2 separate regions of the Homo sapiens genome follow, and region 1 is linked to region 2. Evidence: chromatin loops called from intact Hi-C (ENCODE). Cell type or tissue: PC-9. All regions are shown on one strand. Links, peaks and the distances in the headings refer to the core of each region. The heading gives the core; the rest is flanking DNA. Region 1 holds the start of SLC46A2 (solute carrier family 46 member 2). Region 2 holds the start of HSDL2 (hydroxysteroid dehydrogenase like 2).

Region 1 (8,709 bases), core at 408-8,407, 510 kb before region 2:
CGGTCTGTTTCTCAGGCTAGAGTACAGTAGCATGATCATAGCTCACTGCAGCCTCGAGCTCCTGGGTTCAAATGATCCTCCAACAGACTCCAGAGTAGCTTGGACTACAGATGTGCACCACTATGCCTGGCCTTTTTTTTTTTTTTTTGGTAAAGACGAGGGTCTCACTATGTTGCCCAGGCTAGTCTCGAGCAACTCCTGGCCTCAAGCAATCCTCCCACCTCAGCCTACCAAAGTGCTGAGATTATAGATGTGAGCCACTGCACCCAGCTATTCCAAAGCTTTAAAGCAGTTTTAAATTCATGGTTAAAATTTAGAAGATGCTGTGAATATTATTTTGCACTTGTGTAAACACATGAAAGAGAAAAGATTTCAATGAAATGAAAAGCGACAGTAGCAAGAACCTAATAATACCAGCATGTGAATTTACAGTGAGCAAAATGCAGTAAGAGAAATTGAAAAGTTTCTACTCTCAAACAGTGTGATAAAATGATGTATTGATGGCATACATAATGCTGAAGAGGTTTTGTGTAATTAACTGTTAAATACCAGCTTCTCTACCTGGGCTGATGAGTCAACAGATTTCACTAATAAATTTTATGCATTTGTAAAATTAATAAATGATGATAAATTCAAGAAAACTTCTGCTTCAAGGGGCTATCCTAAAGAAGGAAAGACAAGATGTATTTAGTAACTTGTTCTGCATATTTGGAAACAAAAGGTCTGTTTTGGGTCCTCTGTTGGCATTTAGACTGATAGGGCCACATCAATCGTTGACTCCAAGAAAGACTTCACTTCTCTTGTTTAAAAAAAAAAAAAAGTGACCAGGTGCAGTGGCTTACTCCTGTAATCCCAACACTTTGGGAGGCCAAGGTGGGAGAATTGCTTGAGCCAGGAGTTTGAAACCAGCCTGGGCAGCATGGTGAGACTCTATCTTTATTAAAAAAAAAAAAAAAAAATTGAAAATTCGCTGGGCGTGGTGGCATGCTCTGTGGTCCTAACTACTCGAGAGGCTGAGGTGGGAGGATTGCTTGAGGCTGGGAGATCGAGGTTGCAGCAGTGAGCCATGATCGTGCCACTGCACTCCAGCCTGGGCGACAAAGCAAGACTTTATCTCATAATGCTTTCTTTAAAGAAAAGGGCTGGTATCAAAACTTATGCCACAAAAATAGTTAACTTTAATTCATTTCAGAACTCTTTAAAAACAGTGTGAAACGTGGACAAAGACCCCACAGACAAAAAAGAAAAAAAAAACTGCTCTTTCACATACCATATACCACACACTATACCTCATTAACACCTTGTAGAGCAGGATTTTGGTAAGACTTTTGAGCCCACTTAGATGAGTTTAAAAAGAAAGTAAGAAATTGAAAAAAAGAAAAGAAAACCAAAGTTTCCTCTATCTGCGTCCTGATTTGCATTAGAGTTATTTCCTTGTAGGGAAGGGAAACCACACAAAAAAACATAGGCTAGTAAGGTCATTCAGGTTGATAGCAGAGCCTGGGGTGGAGAGAAATTCCTTGATAAAAGAGGAGACATGGCCTGGCTTCAGTGACTTCGTGTGTAAAACAGAGCATATAGTGTTAACTTGAGTGCCTTTTGATAACTCTTCAGACTAAAAGATCCTTAAGGGCAAAGGAATTTGCATCCCTCATACCTATTGGTGGGCCTGATACTCAATAAGTGCTTAAAGATTAACAAAGGGATGGATGGATAGATGATGCATTGGATGGATGATGGGTGGATGGATGGATGGATGGATGGATGGATGGATGGATGGGTGAATGGGTGGATGGATGGATGGATGGGTGATAGGTGGGTAGATGGATAGATGGATGGATGGATAACGTGTGGGTGGTGGACAGATGAATGGATGATGGGTGGGTGGATGGATGGATGATGGGTGGGTTGATGGGTAGATGGATGGATGATGGGTGGGTGGATGGATGGATGGGTGGATGGGTGGGTGGATGGGTAGATGGATAATGGGTGGGTGGATGGATGGATTAATAATGGGTTGGTGGATGAATAGACAGATGGATGATGGGTGGGTGGGTGGATGGAAGGGTAGAAGGGTGAATGGGTAGATGGATGGATGGATGAATGATGGGTGGGTGGGTGGATGGATGGGTAGATAGATGGATGGATGATGGGTGGGTGGGTGGATGGATGGATAGATGTGTGGGTAGATGGATGGATGATGGGTGGGTAAATGGGTGGATGGACAGATGATGAATGAGTAAACGAACAAACTAACCACTGAGTTTGAAAATATCTTAGATAGAAATATAGGCTCACAATATTTGGTGGGAAACATTCAACAACCAAACACCTTCTTAAAATGCACCCCTTCTACTCAATTACCTCAGAAATGAAGCACTGTGAAAATAGATAGATTCTGAAGTCACACAACCCTAAGTACCTGGCTCTGTGTGACCTTGTGCAAGTGATTTAGCTACCCTAAGTCAAAGTTTCTATAAAACTGGGCAATGTTAGGGTGCCACCTCTGAGGGAAAAGCCCAATGAAACAATATTCCAAGGGCATCCATGGGTGGCAGTCATTATTTTGATGAATTTACTGTGGACAGGGCCTGACTCTCAGTCTAACCGTAATATACTTCATTTCATCAGTATACGGGGAGGGAAGCCATTTCCCAGATTCAGACCCAGAAAGGCTGATACATAAACTAGAACGCTAATTTATTAATTTATCAGGGGAAATTATTTGGAGACTCAAAGTAACTAGCACATTTTCTCCCTGTTTGCAACTATAATGGGGAAGTAAAACCACAATCAGAAAGTTCTCAAGGTCAGGCAAAGAGACTTGGGCAACATCTTGCATGTAGTGATGAGACAGTCATTGGGAAACACTTGAAATAAAGTCCTTGGTGGTCACTGACAAGATTTGTCTCTGTCTTCTTGAATGAGTTTATACATCTTTACTTTTTTCTACTATATATTAATGCTTGAGGGGGTATCTTATTTTCCTTGCTCCCAATTTTTGAGGGAAAGGCTTACCACAGCCCCTGAAATATTAACAATAAAGAGAGACGGTCTCTTTCTGTTGCCCAGGCTGGAGTGAAGTGGTGCAATCATAGCTCACTGGAGCCTCAAACTCCCGGGCTCAAGCTATCCTTCCACCCCAGCCTCCCAAATACCTGGGACTACAGGTATGCACCACTATGCCCAGCTAATTTTTAAGTTTTTTCTGTAGAGACGGTCTCACTGCATTGCCCAGGATGCCTAGCCTGGTCTCAAACTCCTGGCTTCAGGCACTCCTCCTGCCTTGGCCTTCCCCATCAGTGTAGTCTGCACATTAGCTGAAGGGTCTCTCTGCCCCTCAGGATCTGGGTCAGATGGCTTAACTCCCCAATCTCATAGCCTGTGAAAGTCCAAAGCCTATTCCAGATTTCAGTGAATCCTTGGGAGATTTGTGTTCTCATGGCTTCCTTTTCCTCCCTTGTGGTCTCTGCTCAGCATTATGTCAATCCAGAGATGAATCATAGCTTCCTCAGCAGTTTCTACCAAAATAAAAAACAAAAAAAAAATGCCACTTGCACAAAACATTTATGAATAAACTTTTCTAAAGAACTCAGGAAGGCCAGGTGCAGTGATTCACACCTGTAATCCCAGCACTTTGGGAGGCTGATGTGGGAGGATCGCTTGAAGCCAAGGGTTTGAGACCAATCTGAGCAACCTGGATAACATAGTGAGATGCTGTTTTTACCAGAAAAAAAATTAAAATTAAAATTAACTGGGTGCAGTGGTGCATGCCTGTAGCCCCAATTACTTGGGAGGCTGGAGCAGGAGGATTGGCTGAGCCCGGGAATTTGAGGTTCTAGTGAGCTTTGATCGCAACACTGCACTCCAGCCTGAGCAACAGAAGCAAGACCCTGTCTAAAAAAAAAAAAGAAAGAAAAGAAAAAAAGAAAGAAAAAGAAATTAAGAACTGAGGAGCAAAGGGAGGTCACACTAAGGATTCACATGTACATGATACAGTAAGATGTTTAAAATCCACACTAGACATTCTTATTCTTCAAAAGTTCCTTCAGACCACCCTGACGCCAAGAGTTCTAGTCCTGACCCTTCTCACCAATACCTGCTGATCTTACTTCCTCCCTGAACTTCTTTCCCCTCTCTTCTCCCTCCTTGGTTCTCTCTCTCACCCTTCCCTCTCGTTGACTCAAGCATAAAGGTTCCGCCCCCTCTCTGGAACCTCCTCCACAGCTGGAATCCTCAGACCTGAGAATTTCACTCTCTAACACTGACCAAAGGTGTTTTTCAAAGACTGTTCCTTTCTAAGATGAATTTAGGGGCTATGAATTTTGTTAAGAAAACAAAAGTATTCCTTGCCTGAGTGTAAAGTGCCTGGGATATAGGTTCAACAGATAATCTATCCACTCTCTTGTTCCTATTTATGCAATACATTGTTGATCAACAATAATCACAACATGATTGTGTTGTTTCTACTCCTCTCCACATTCCAATGTGGGTTAAGAGGACATCCTCAAATAAAAATTTCTGGCAACTGTATTTTCCCCATAGCTGTAGGCTTGCAAAGACTGTCTGATGCCAAATACTAGTTTCCTGATTTACTGGCCTTGTGATCTTGTGCAAATTTCCTAACCTCTCTGGTTTCAGTATCTCAGTCTGTAAAAATGGGGTGATAGATCAGCTCACAGACTTCTCGGGAGGATTAAATTCATTCACGTAAAATGCTTAGTACATAATAAGGGCTCAAAAAATATTAGTTGCTACTGTTTTTTTTCTTAGTTCCTTTCTTCTGGAATAGTGTGATTTTATCAATCTAAACATCAGAGATTTAGTACTTGCACTTTAATGAAGCCAACCTTGCACTGGAGACTAGATTCTATCTTGAAGTGGCAAGGTCAGGGCTCTACTTGCTGGTAGCCTGGGCTGCAGAGGATGACCAGGTGCTAGCTCACCTGGGGCCTGCATTCAGAGATGGAGCAAGAAGTGGGGACATGATGAGAATATAATCCAACCCACAGTAGCCTAAACTGGGAGAGACACTGACTACCCTGAGTCTTGTTCATTTCCAGGCCAGAGAACTCAGAAGCCTGGGGGTTCCTAGGGCTGACTAGCATCCTAATAACCCAGCTCCTACTAGATCTGTTCTAGATCTGATGTGACTCTCTCAGAGACCCTTCAAATGTCCCTGGTTTCCCAAGACAATGGGAAGAACTGAAATACCACAGACCCTCCCAGAGATGACAAGGGCTGCCCCCTACAGTCTAGAGCCCTAGAATGCACAGACTCCTTGATCAAGTGGCCAGAGTGGTCCATCTGGGTCAGGTTGTTCTCATGGCCATATTTGATTGTGGAATACCACCTGGCCCCATAACCTACTCATTCACTGGAGTCTCCACCCCTCATAGGATCAAGGTGTTTGGACTGTTTGCTGTAGCCTCTGGAAAAATTAAGAATGGAGTGGGAGAGCCAGGCTTGGGTTGGGTGAAACATGTATCTCCCAAGGTGACCCTAGGTGAGGGGGAGGAAGAAGGAAATGGGCTGCTGGGCCAGATCCATGGGGCACATCTTGAAGGGCAAGACTAGGTGTGTCTTTCTCTTTGCAGAAGGCAGAGTCGTCTGGGCCTAGACACGAGGAGGCTGGGCCATGCTGGAGGTTGAGGGTGGCAGGGGAGGAGATTATAGCCCACCTAAACACTACCAAAAGAGCACATAGATACACTAAATCATTTGGAATCCAGTCCCTACTCCCTACATGAGTATATTATCCATGTGGCATTTTAAGCTCTCCCTGCATACCTGCGTCTCCCTTTCATGTCTTTGGGTTCCTGATCATCCACGCTGCCAGAGCTATAGTGGATTGTGGGTAGAGGGACAGGAAGGCTGTGTGCTTTGAGTCTCCATCCCTGGGGCTGACCATGGAACAGGTCATGCTCTGTGGTACATTTTGGCCCCTGCACCATCCATCACCCTGGTTTTCTTTGCAGAAGTATGTACCTAAACAAGAAGCGAGGCCACCTGGGAAGTGGAGGTCTCAGCCCAGCCCAGGGGAGTGAGCCCACAGACAGAAGAAGAGTGACTACTAACAAGCAGAAAGGGACCTGGGCACTTGATTCAGATGAGGACCCTGGTGACTCTGCCCCTTCCAGTGGGCTCAAGCCCCTGCCCAAGAGTCCAGTTTTATCATCTAGGGGGACATCTAGGGCTGGCAGGATCTTGCCGTCTCTCCCTTGGCCCTGGGGTTTGGGGCAGGAGCCTTCTAGACAAGGCCCAGGCACTAGGCCCACCAATGCAGGTGTACCAAACAGGACTCTTCTCTAAGAGGCCTTTGGCTTGGAGAAGAGCCTGGACCTGGCGGCTCCCAAGTTTTTACTTCTCTCAAAGTGCTACCCAGCTGCCTATAGCACATGGGCCCCTGTTGCATTAAATCTATAAATAAAACTTCACACCCCAATACTTATCCTAGGCAGAATCCTAGGCGTCCCACCCCTCGCGCAAACCTGCCTTCCTGGGATGGGAGAATTTGGAAACGCTCCCTGAGCCAGTCCTGGGGAGCTTCCTTCCAGCCCCTGCCCCGGTGGTGGGGGGTCCGCAGAGATCCGCGGGAGGTCCGGGCACGCACGCCTGGCTGTGGGGAAATTCGGCCCCGTCAGGCGGCCGCGCTCACAGGAGCAGCGTGACCCGTCGGCCCCGGGGGTGCTGGCGCCAGGAGCCAGCACTCGCGGTGCGCTCCCCCGCGCCTGGCTTCCCTGGACTGTCGCCAGTCCTACTCTGCCTGAGGTGGCGAGGGCAGGGTGGAGCGCGGCCTTTTCTGGCCTGAGGAGGAGTCACTCGGGAGGTCACTCGGCTGCTGGGCGGGCTGCTGTCACAGGCGCTGCGTGCCCTGGCTCTGCTCGCCACTGGCCGGCGCGCTCCCGGCGCACGGAGCACACTCGCGCTCCCGGCGCACGGAGCACACTCGCGCTCCGGGACTGAAACCTGAGCAGCCGTAGCAGCCGAATTTGGGAGCATATCCTTGTCACTGCAGCCAGAAAGCCCTTCGATCCCCATCAGAGAGGTCACATGAGCCCCGAGGTCACCTGCCCGCGGAGGGGCCACCTGCCTCGCTTCCACCCGAGGACCTGGGTTGAGCCCGTGGTGGCCTCGTCCCAGGTGGCTGCCTCCCTCTACGATGCGGGGCTACTCCTCGTGGTGAAGGCGTCCTACGGAACCGGAGGCTCCTCCAACCACAGTGCCAGCCCATCGCCCCGGGGGGCTCTAGAGGACCAACAGCAGAGAGCCATCTCCAATTTCTACATTATCTACAACCTTGTGGTGGGCCTGTCCCCCCTGCTGTCCGCCTACGGGCTGGGATGGCTCAGCGACCGCTACCACCGAAAGATCTCCATCTGCATGTCGCTGCTGGGCTTCCTGCTCTCCCGCCTCGGGCTGCTGCTCAAGGTGCTGCTGGACTGGCCAGTGGAGGTGCTGTACGGGGCGGCGGCGCTGAACGGGCTATTCGGCGGCTTCTCCGCCTTCTGGTCCGGGGTCATGGCGCTGGGATCGCTGGGCTCCTCCGAGGGCCGCCGCTCTGTGCGCCTCATCCTCATTGACCTGATGCTGGGCTTGGCGGGGTTCTGCGGGAGCATGGCTTCCGGGCATCTCTTCAAGCAGATGGCTGGGCACTCTGGGCAGGGCCTGATACTGACGGCCTGCAGCGTGAGCTGTGCCTCGTTTGCCCTGCTCTACAGCCTTTTGGTGCTAAAGGTCCCTGAGTCGGTGGCCAAACCCAGCCAGGAGCTCCCCGCCGTGGATACCGTGTCTGGCACGGTTGGCACATACCGCACTCTGGATCCTGATCAGTTGGACCAACAGTATGCAGTGGGGCACCCTCCATCTCCTGGAAAAGCAAAACCCCATAAAACCACCATTGCCTTGCTCTTTGTGGGTGCTATCATATATGACCTGGCGGTGGTGGGCACAGTGGACGTGATCCCTCTTTTTGTGCTGAGGGAGCCTCTCGGTTGGAACCAAGTGCAGGTGGGCTATGGTATGGCTGCAGGGTACACCATCTTCATCACCAGCTTCCTGGGTGTCCTGGTCTTCTCCCGCTGCTTTCGGGACACCACCATGATCATGATTGGGATGGTCTCCTTTGGGTCAGGAGCCCTCCTCTTGGCTTTTGTGAAAGAGACATACATGTTCTATATTGGTGAGTCTGTCATTCTTGAGGAGGCAGGACATTGCTAGCCCTCTGCATCATGGGGCTGACACCAGGGATGCCATGGTCTGGGTGTCCTAGCTCAGCACCAGGGATTGAACCTGCTACCTAGGAGGCACAAGGGACACAAGATTATATGCCCCTGAGTTTATCTGTAATGTATTGTTAATTAATTATCTATATTGAGAATGAAATGTTACCAGAGTGGTGTTCATGGTTCTGGGCAGTCAAGGAGGTGTGGTCAGTGGTACCTGGAGTCAGTAGGGGAGGCTTCAGGATGGCCTTCAACAGAGGAGATGGAATTGGGTTTCTTCCCCCACACCCCCTTGCCATTTTAAAGGGATGGAATTTCAAAGGCCGAGCGCAGAGGCTCTCGCCTGTAATCCCAGCACTTTGGGCGGGAGGTGGGAGGATCACTTGAGGCCAGGAGTTCAAGACCAGCCTGGCCAATATAGCAAAACCTCATCTCTACCAAAAGCATAAAAATTAGCCAGGTGTGGTGGTGCACACCTGTAGTC
Region 2 (8,709 bases), core at 131-8,130:
GATGCAGCTGCTAGGCCACTAGCTATGCAAGGCCACAGGTTAGTGCCAGGTCAGCAGTTATGCTATGGATTACGTGATTTGTCACTGTAAAATTTACTGCCTTTGTTTTGATCTTGTATGCTGGCCTATATAAGCTAAACTCTGTTTTTGTTCAAGGCTCAGCTTTTTGGATGTGAATCCACTGAGCCGGTGAGTACCTTAAATAAACATCCTCCTGTCTTCCCAATATCGGTCTCTCTGGTCCTCAGTTTACCACAACAGCCTCAACAGCTCATGGCAGCGTCAACCTCCTGGGCTCAAGTGATTCACCTCAGCTTCCCAAGTAGCTGGGACCACAGGCTAAAGTGATTTTTAATGTAAGTATTTACAAGAAAATGTCCCAACTATTGCTGTAAAAAAAAGCCATATCTCTTTGCTTTGAGTATAGCTTGATTGATTCCCAGTAGGAGAAAGGGCATTTTCTTCCTCACTCAGAGTCTCTGGCATTGGCAGAAAAAAAAGCAAACATAACCCTGATCTGTGCCAGTAAGAAGTCCTCCAGCTCCAAAGCATTAGTACCAGAATATAGAAGGCAAGAGCACTTCAAAGAAGGCTCCAAATTTCTTAGTATTATTGATAGATGGCTAAAACTTGCTGATGAAGAGCTAACTTACAGTTTAATTTACTAAAATTCTCTGGTACCCCAAAATCAGGTAAAAGTACTGAAATTTTTAGTAAAAGGAAGAACAACTGTTTCCAAAAAACTATACAAATTATTCTAAACTTCATTTGGAAAAATAAATACCCAAGTATAACCAGGAAAATTCTGAAAAATAATCCAAATGTGGTGGGAACTAGCTTTCCCACATATTAAAACATTTTGTAAAACTAGAGCAATTAAAATAGTTTGGGCTGGGTAGAGTGGCTCACATCTGTAATCCTAGCACTTCGGGGGCTGAGGCAGGAGGATCACTTGAGCCCAGGAGTTTGAGACCAGCCTGGGCAACAAAGTGAGACTCCTCTACAAAAAAATTTTTTAAAAATAGCCAGGCATTATGGCGCATGTCTATAGTCCCACCTAATTGGGAAGATGAGCTGGGAGGACTGCTTAACCCCAGGAGATCAAGGCTGCAGTGAACTATGATGGTGCCAATGCACCCCAGCCTGGGTGACAGAGCGAGGCCCTGTCTCAATTAATTAATTAAGTAAACAGTCTGGTACTGGTACATGAATAGAGACTAAAGTAGCAGAGCAGAAAGTCCAGAAACAGAGCGCTATATGTGCAAGAATTTAATATACAACAGAGGTAGAATTTCGAGCAGAAGAGAAAAGATTAACTCTTAGGTCAATGCTGCTAGGACAAATGAGCAGCCATCTGAAGAAAAATCAAGTGGGCTTCCTAACTCACTTCCTGAAAGAAATCTCAGGGGGATAAAAAAATCTGACTATAAAAAATATAGACAATACAAATATATTTGAAAAATACAAAAATATAAGACCATAAAAATATCAGAAGAAAACTAATTATAAAAAGATCTGCCCAGGCACGGTGGCTCACACCTGTAATCCCAGCATGTTGGGATGCCGAGTCAGGAGGATTACTTGAGGTCAGGAGTTTGAGACCAGCCTGGCCAACATGGTGAAACTCCATCTCTACTAAAATTACAAAAATTAGCCGGCATGGTGGTGTGCGCCTGTAATCCCAGCTACTTGTGAGGCTAAGGCAGGAGAACCACTTAAACCTGGGAGGCAGAGGTTGCAGTGAAACGAGATCGCACCACTGCACTCAAGCCTGGGCAACAGAGCAAGATTCCATCTCAAAAAAAGAAAGACAGAAAGAAAGATCTCGGTTTAACTCAAAGGCATACAGAGCAAGATTCCATCTCAAAAAAAAGAAAGACAGAAAGAAAGATCTCGGTTTAACTCAAAGGCTTACAGAGCAAGACTCCATCTCAAAAAAAAAAAAAAAGATCTTGGTTTAACTCAAAAATGCAAAAGCCTTAAGAGACTGATAACTCTGGCTTCACAAAAACATGTTTCTCCATGTTAAATAAACAGTATAATCAAAGTCCAGATGCAACATGAAAAACTGTGGAAAATATTTGTAATGTGATAAAAGACAAATTTTTAAAATACACAGAGCCCTCAGAGATTAACGAAAAACCTCATTTGTTAAGCCAGACAAATATAAAGATACATAGATGGCTTTAAACCAGGGTTTCTCAACCTCTGCACTACTGACCTTTTGGACTACATAATTCTTTGTTGTACGGAATGCTTGTGAATTGTAGGATGTGCACCAGCATCCCTGTACTCTACTCACGAGATGCCATTAGCATCTCCATTCAATTGTGACTATCAAAAATGTCTTGAGATATTACCAAATGTCCTCTGGGGATCAAATTGTCCCTGGTTTAAATACACAAAGAGATCCAAATCCACACTTGTGATAAAATAAATGCAAATTTTAACAATAATGAGGTGACACTTTTTTCTCTAATTAGATTTTCATCATTAACTATTTTGCGGTTAGCCAACAAGTGGGATTAGAGGATCTCATTTATCCTTTTGGGTGTGCAACCCTTCTGGGGGGTCATCTGGAAATATCTGTCAAAATATAAAGTGCATTTCCTCTTTTTTCTTTTTGAGACAGACTCTCACTCTCTCTCGCAGGGTGGAGGGCAGGGCAGTGGCATGATCTCGGCTCACTGCCACCTCCGCCTCCAGGTTCAAGCGGTTCTCCTGCCTCAGCCTCCTGAGTAGCTGGGATTACAGGTGCCCGCTACCAGGTCCAGCTAATTTTTGTATTTGTAATTTTTGTAATTTTGTAGTTTTAGTGGAGACGGAGTTTCACCACGTTGGCCAGGCTGGTCTCGAACTCTTGACCTCCAGTGATCCGCCCGCCTCGGCCTCCCAAAGTGCTGGGACTACAGGCGTGAGCCACTGTGCCCAGCCACATTTACTCTTTGATCCAGCAATTTCACTTCCAGGAGTTTATCCTACATATACACTTATATATGTGCAAATAGATAAATACAAGTATAATTATGGAAGCAAAAAAAGAGTATCCAAAAAACTGGAAACAGTCTAGTATCCAACAATAGGGAACAGGTTAAATAAACAAAGGTATATTCATATACAGGTTGAGCAAACCAAATCTGAAAATCTGAAATCCGAACACGTCTGGAACCAAGCATTTTGGATAATGGATACTCAAGCTGTTACAGAATATTATGCAACCATTAAAAAGGAGGAGGGGCCAGGCGCAGTGGCTTACGCCTGTAATCCCAGCACTTTGGGAGGCCGAGGCAGACGGATCACGAGGTCATGAGATTGAGACCATCCTGGCTAACATGGTGAAACCCCGTCTGTACTAAAAATACAAAAAAATCAACAGGGCGTGGTGGCACGCGCCTGAAGTCCCAGCTACTCGGGAGGCTGAGGCAGGAGAATTGCGGGAGGCGGAGGCTGCAGTGAGCCGAGATCATGCCACTGCACTCCAGACTGGAAGACAGAGCGAGACTCCATCTCAAAAGAAAAAAAAAGGAGGCGGAAGATCTGCCATGTACTAAAAATGTATGTCCCTGGGCACAGCGGTGCATGCCTGTAATCCTAAATACTCCAGAGGCTAAGAAGGGAGGAACATCAGCCTGGGAGTTCAAGGCTACAGGCCAGTCTGGGCAACATGGGAGACCCCGTCTTTAAAAAAAACAAAGAAAGAATGTCCCAAGACATACCAACTAAAAGTAGCAAGACCAAGAATAGAGTCTGCTGCTATTTTTAAGAAAGGGTATGTGTGTGTGTGTGTGTGTGTGTGTGTGTATCCGGATGTATACAAATTATGTTCATACATGCACGAAATAGAAACGTAAGTAACTGGGGAACTAGATTTTAGGGATGGGGAGACTCACTTTTTACCCTATACTCTTTGAACTGTTTTAAGTCTTTGGCTATATGCCTGCATGTTTCAGGCAAATTACAAAATCTGACAACACGTCACTCAACTCAAGATACCCAGACCTTACATAAACCAGAAAGTAGAATGGTGGTTGCCAATGTACGAGCGGAGGTGGGGAAGAGGAGTTGTTTCATGGATAGAGTTTCAGCTTGCAGATGAAAAAAGTTCTGGAGATTGACTGCACAACGATATGAATCTACTTAACACTACTGAAGTGTACACTTAAAAAACGGTTAAGATGGCAGATTTTGTACGTATTTTAACACAATTTTTTAAGGTGAAAAAAAAATCCCCCAAAGATACCCATGTTTTAAGATCGGTTTAGTTTCTAATTTGGAAATCATTTTTTAAACACTCCATTATTACTCTAGAATTGAGCGTCAGGAACAAGTGAAAACTCTTTAAACTCTGGAGCTGCTCCTGCGACCTTTCACCTAGAACTCACACGCATTCGGCCAGGCACGCACTCCTGCTAAACTCAGGGAGGGCCGGCACTGGGGGCGGCGTGGTGACTCCCCCTCGGCCCTTTACCCGTGGAAAAGGTTTCTACACTGCTGCCATCCTGTAATACAAAAGTTTGTGTTCCTTTTCACACGTTACCGCAGATTCTCGGTGCACAGTGCCCAGCGCGGACCAGAGCTCAGAGCGTGCCCAGGCAGTATCCTTGACCTCCCACAGCCGGGCCGGCCAGCCCGGGCGATCCGCGGCGGCCCCACCGAGACGCGCCCTTCGCCCGACAGGGTCTCTCCCCGCGCCGCCCCTACCCCCTTACCCGGTGTTGGGTAACATGACTTTCGTAGATCAGAGGAGGTGGCGGCGACAGCGGCGGCGGCGAGCAGAGAGCTAAAGCTGGACCGTCCCTCCGCATTTATCCCCGCCCCTGCCCCGCCCCTGCCCCCCCCGATGCCTGTGCGGGAACTGCGCGCGGAAAAGCCGGGATCGCCGAGTGCGCCTGCGTATGCAGTGGGCCTCCTGCGCCCAGCGTTCCTCTTCGTCGCCTCCCAAGCCTGGTCCCTGATTGCAGGCTCTCCGCGCAGGCGCTTTGAGGCACAGCTCCGCCCCGCCCCCTCACTGGTCGTACGGTGACAATCAGGCTCCTGTCGGCGCCTAGCGTCTGGGCAGCGTCAGCCGCTACGTCCACCTTTTCCCTGTCTCTAGGGGTTTCTCCTCGCGCCGCTGTGTTCCAGCGCCGGCTCCGAGCTGGGAGGGTGACTGAGCCCTGAGCTTGGGCCCTCCGAGAGGTGCGTTAGCTCTGGGTCTTCTTGCCCCTACGCCCGAGCCTGGCGTTCTCTCGGCCCCCTCTTAGGAACGCTAGCCCTGGGCAGAAATTGCCTTTGTGGCTGAAGTCGGCCAGCGTCGCGTTTCCACTCTCCCGCCGAATCTGGACCCAAGCCAGCCTTCCCTTGTGCATCGGTAGATAGCTTGTGTTAAGGCGCCAGCTTCTTGGAACAGAGCTCTCTGCAAAAGTCGCGCTGAAGAATTCATAGTCAAAAGCTGAACTTGCAGAAGTTTCTACTTCTGGAATGAGTGTTGAAATGAGATCAATTCTGACATTCAGTTTCGCTTTTGGGATTATGCCTTGGACTAACTCAGCTACTCTGATGAGCTAAAGACTGTAGTATATTTGAAGGAAGACACGAGGAACTGTTTTGTATTTTGTAGGGATAGAACAGGACCTTGAGGAGATTATTATATGAAGACTAGTTAAAGAAACTAGCCTGGAGATGGCTTATGTACTCTCTCCTTTGTTTTTGTTTTGTTTTTTGAGACGGAGTCTCGCTGTCGCCCACGCTGAAGTGCAGTGGCGCGGATCTCGGCTCATTGTAACCTCCGCCTCCCGGGTTCAAGTGATTCTCCTCCCTCAGCCTCCGGAGTAGCTGGGACTACAGGCATGCATCACCACGCCTGGCTAATTTTTTTGTGTTTTTAGTAGAGACGGGGTTTCGCCATGTTGGGCTGGCTGGTCTCGAGCTCCTGACCTCAAATGATTGGCCCGCCTCGGCCTTCCAAAGTGCTGGGATTACAGGCGTGAGCCTCCGCGCCCGGCCTCTCTCCCCTTTGTTATGGGCCCTAAATGACTCTATTTCCTCCTGCATATCACCTGCCCGACTCCTGTAGGCATTTGAATTGATGATTCATGATACGGTCTTTAGAGGCTCCAGAGGAATTTGCAAATTATTATCATCCACTAAGTGATTGCTGATTACCTGAGATACAGCAGCTCAAAAAGGACAAGGTCTCTGCCTATGGGAGGTATGAGTAGCCAGTGTGTTCTTTAGACTGTTGTTAAGCATTAGGTGTTTTAAGAAGAGTGTTGATAGAGACTGTTAGATGAAAATAACTTACTCTCCTCTCATCCTTAGGAGCACTTGCTGAAGCGTGTATATATCTGTCGAATAGAGTGAATTCTTAGTAACGGGGTGACATTTCCTTCATATCATCTAAAATGTTCTCTCCTTTTTGAAAGCCACAATATCTTCAGTCTGTTAGAGCCTCCTTTCTTGAATTTGTGTGCTTCTATTTCCATTTGTTACGGAAAGAGAGCTCAACGAAGAGGCAAAGCAAACAAAAAACCTTTGCCAATTTTTCAGTCATAACGATATTTTGTGAGCCTAAATACCTGTACTTACACTATTTTTATACTTTGCGATGGCTTTCACAGAAGGCAAATATATTCCTAAATTATTAGAGGTAGTTTTACCAAGCAAGTTTAAATCCATTGTATTCAGTACTTTGACTAGAGTTCATTTAAAGTGTGATTTGGAGTTACCCATGACCTTCTACCCCATTACCTTGATTAACCTAGTGTTAGATTAATGCTAGAGGTGAGGAATGGGTGAAGGAGAGGACTTGTGAACATAATTAGATCTTCATTTTGGAAGGTGAATAATTTTGGCTTAGAACACTTCTGACTGCAGCATGAAGAATAGTTTGTGAGTAGATAAAGGCACAGAAGCCATTTAAAAGCCCATAGTAATGTAATGTGTAAGAAAAGTAGTAACCTGAACTAAGGCAGTAATAGTAGAAATGAAAAGACATACTCAAGATATGGAACCTGGCAGATGTAACTAATGATTAGATGTAGGAGCAAAGGGGGAAGATGGTATCAGTGGTGACCTTCAGATTTCTGGTGTAAAGTCCTGGGAGGATGGTGATAACACAGTAAAGAAGTGAAAACAAATGGTTTGAAAAATAGATGTCTTGAAAGTCAGGTAAGTCTCACTCATTTCACCCCTTCTCAGCTTGATAAAACTACCTAAAAATGCAACAGTTTCCTGACAGACTACTGGTTACAACACATTCTCCCAACCAATTTATATCCCTTAAGTTTTGGTTATATGCAACATTAATGTAATTTGGCTAATTTAAACCAAATTAAAGGGGTTGGAGAATTTAGAAGAATTCTGGGATAGTTTATATAACTTAAGGAAGAGCTGAACAACTAAGCTTGACAATGGGAACTAAGGTGCTTCCATGATCCTCAGCAGCATGATCTTTCTAGAATGCATTGTAGGTGGCTTCCCTGTCTTTTCTGTGTATCTGTTCAAGCTTCAAATACTAAGACAGTCTAGTACAATGTGTTTCGTTTTGTTTTGTTTTTTTGAGATAAGATCTTGCTCTGTCACCCAGGCTGGAGTGTAGCAGCATGATCATGGCTCACTGTAGCCTCAACCTCCTGGGCTCAGCCACCCAAGTAGCCAGGACCACGGGCATGTGCCACCACACCTGGCTAATTTTACTTTTTATAGACACAGGGGTCTCACTATGTTGCCCAGGTTGGTCTTGAACTCCTCACCTCAAGCAATCCTCCCACCACACAGCCTTCCAAGGTGCTGGGAAATGTTTCAACCTGTAAATTAGTTGGCCATGGCCAGGGACACAAGTGGATATGGACAATGGGGAAGTAACACAACATTGCATACCTACCTACCCCAGGTCATGGAAGTTGCGTAAATGTAGAGCAAGTAAATTGGCATTCATAATTCTGGGAAGAAAGGGGTCATAAAACTTTTTATTTCATAGGGCTTGTGATGGTTAATACTGAGTGTCAACTTGATGGTATTGAAGGATGCAAAGTATTGGTCTTGGGTGTATCTGTGAGGGTATTGCCAAAGGACATTAACATTTGAGTCAGTGGGCTGGGAAGGGCAGACCCACCCTTAATCTGAGTGGGTACCATCTAATCAGCTGCCAGTGAATATAAGACAGGCAGAAAAACCTGAAAAGATGAGACTGGCCTAGCCTCCCAGCCTACATCCTTCTCCTGTGCGTTTATCCCCTTCTTGCCCTCCAACATCAGACTCCAGGTTCAGTTTCGGGACTTGGACTGGCTCTCCTTGCACCTCAGCTTGCAGATGGCCTATTATGGGACCTTGTGATCATGTGAGTTAATACTTAATAGGCTGGGCGCGGTGGCTTATGCCTGTAATCCCAGCACTTTGGGAGGCCGAGGCAGGCGGATCACAAGGTCAAGAGATGGAGACCATCCTGGCCAACGTGGTGAAACCCCATCTCTACTAAAAATACAAAAAGTAGCTGGGCGTGGTAGCACACACCTGTAGTCCCAGCTACTCGGGAGGCTAAGGCAGGAGAATCGCTTGAACCTGGGAGGCGGAGGTTGCAGTGAGCGGAGACCACGCCACTGCACTCCAGCCTGGTGACAGACCGAGACTCTTTCTCAAAAAAAAAAAAAAAAAAAACTTAATAAACTCCCCTACACACACACACACACACACACACACACACACACACACGTATATAAGGAAGTAATA

The links. A loop is a pair of places that touch in the nucleus more often than their neighbours do. Peaks named below come from ENCODE experiments on the same cell type or tissue, not always from the same donor. Only the 100,000 strongest peaks of a DNase experiment are listed, where the experiment ranks them.
Region 1: a loop joins it to region 2, with 2.7 times the contacts of the local background. A loop is called at or near these places in 2 of 110 quality-filtered maps.

The regions. Positions count from the first base shown.
Region 1 is chr9:112,889,026-112,897,734 of GRCh38, reverse strand. SLC46A2 (solute carrier family 46 member 2) reads left to right here and starts at 6,859. Exons shown (of 4, transcript NM_033051.4): 1 at 6,859-8,182. The coding sequence starts at 7,054. In PC-9, for the core only: no CTCF peak of the experiment used is centred there; a DNase peak (open chromatin) is centred at 3,534.
Region 2 is chr9:112,376,181-112,384,889 of GRCh38, reverse strand. HSDL2 (hydroxysteroid dehydrogenase like 2) reads right to left here and starts at 4,782. Exons shown (of 11, transcript NM_032303.5): 1 at 4,710-4,782. The coding sequence starts at 4,726. It also overlaps a transcript of PTBP3 not described here. RefSeq lists a silencer at 4,579-4,828 and enhancers at 5,049-5,168, 4,600-5,199, 5,199-5,448, 5,549-5,598. In PC-9, for the core only: no CTCF peak of the experiment used is centred there; DNase peaks (open chromatin) are centred at 4,959 and 6,069; H3K4me3 peaks cover 4,455 bases; H3K27ac peaks cover 2,323 bases.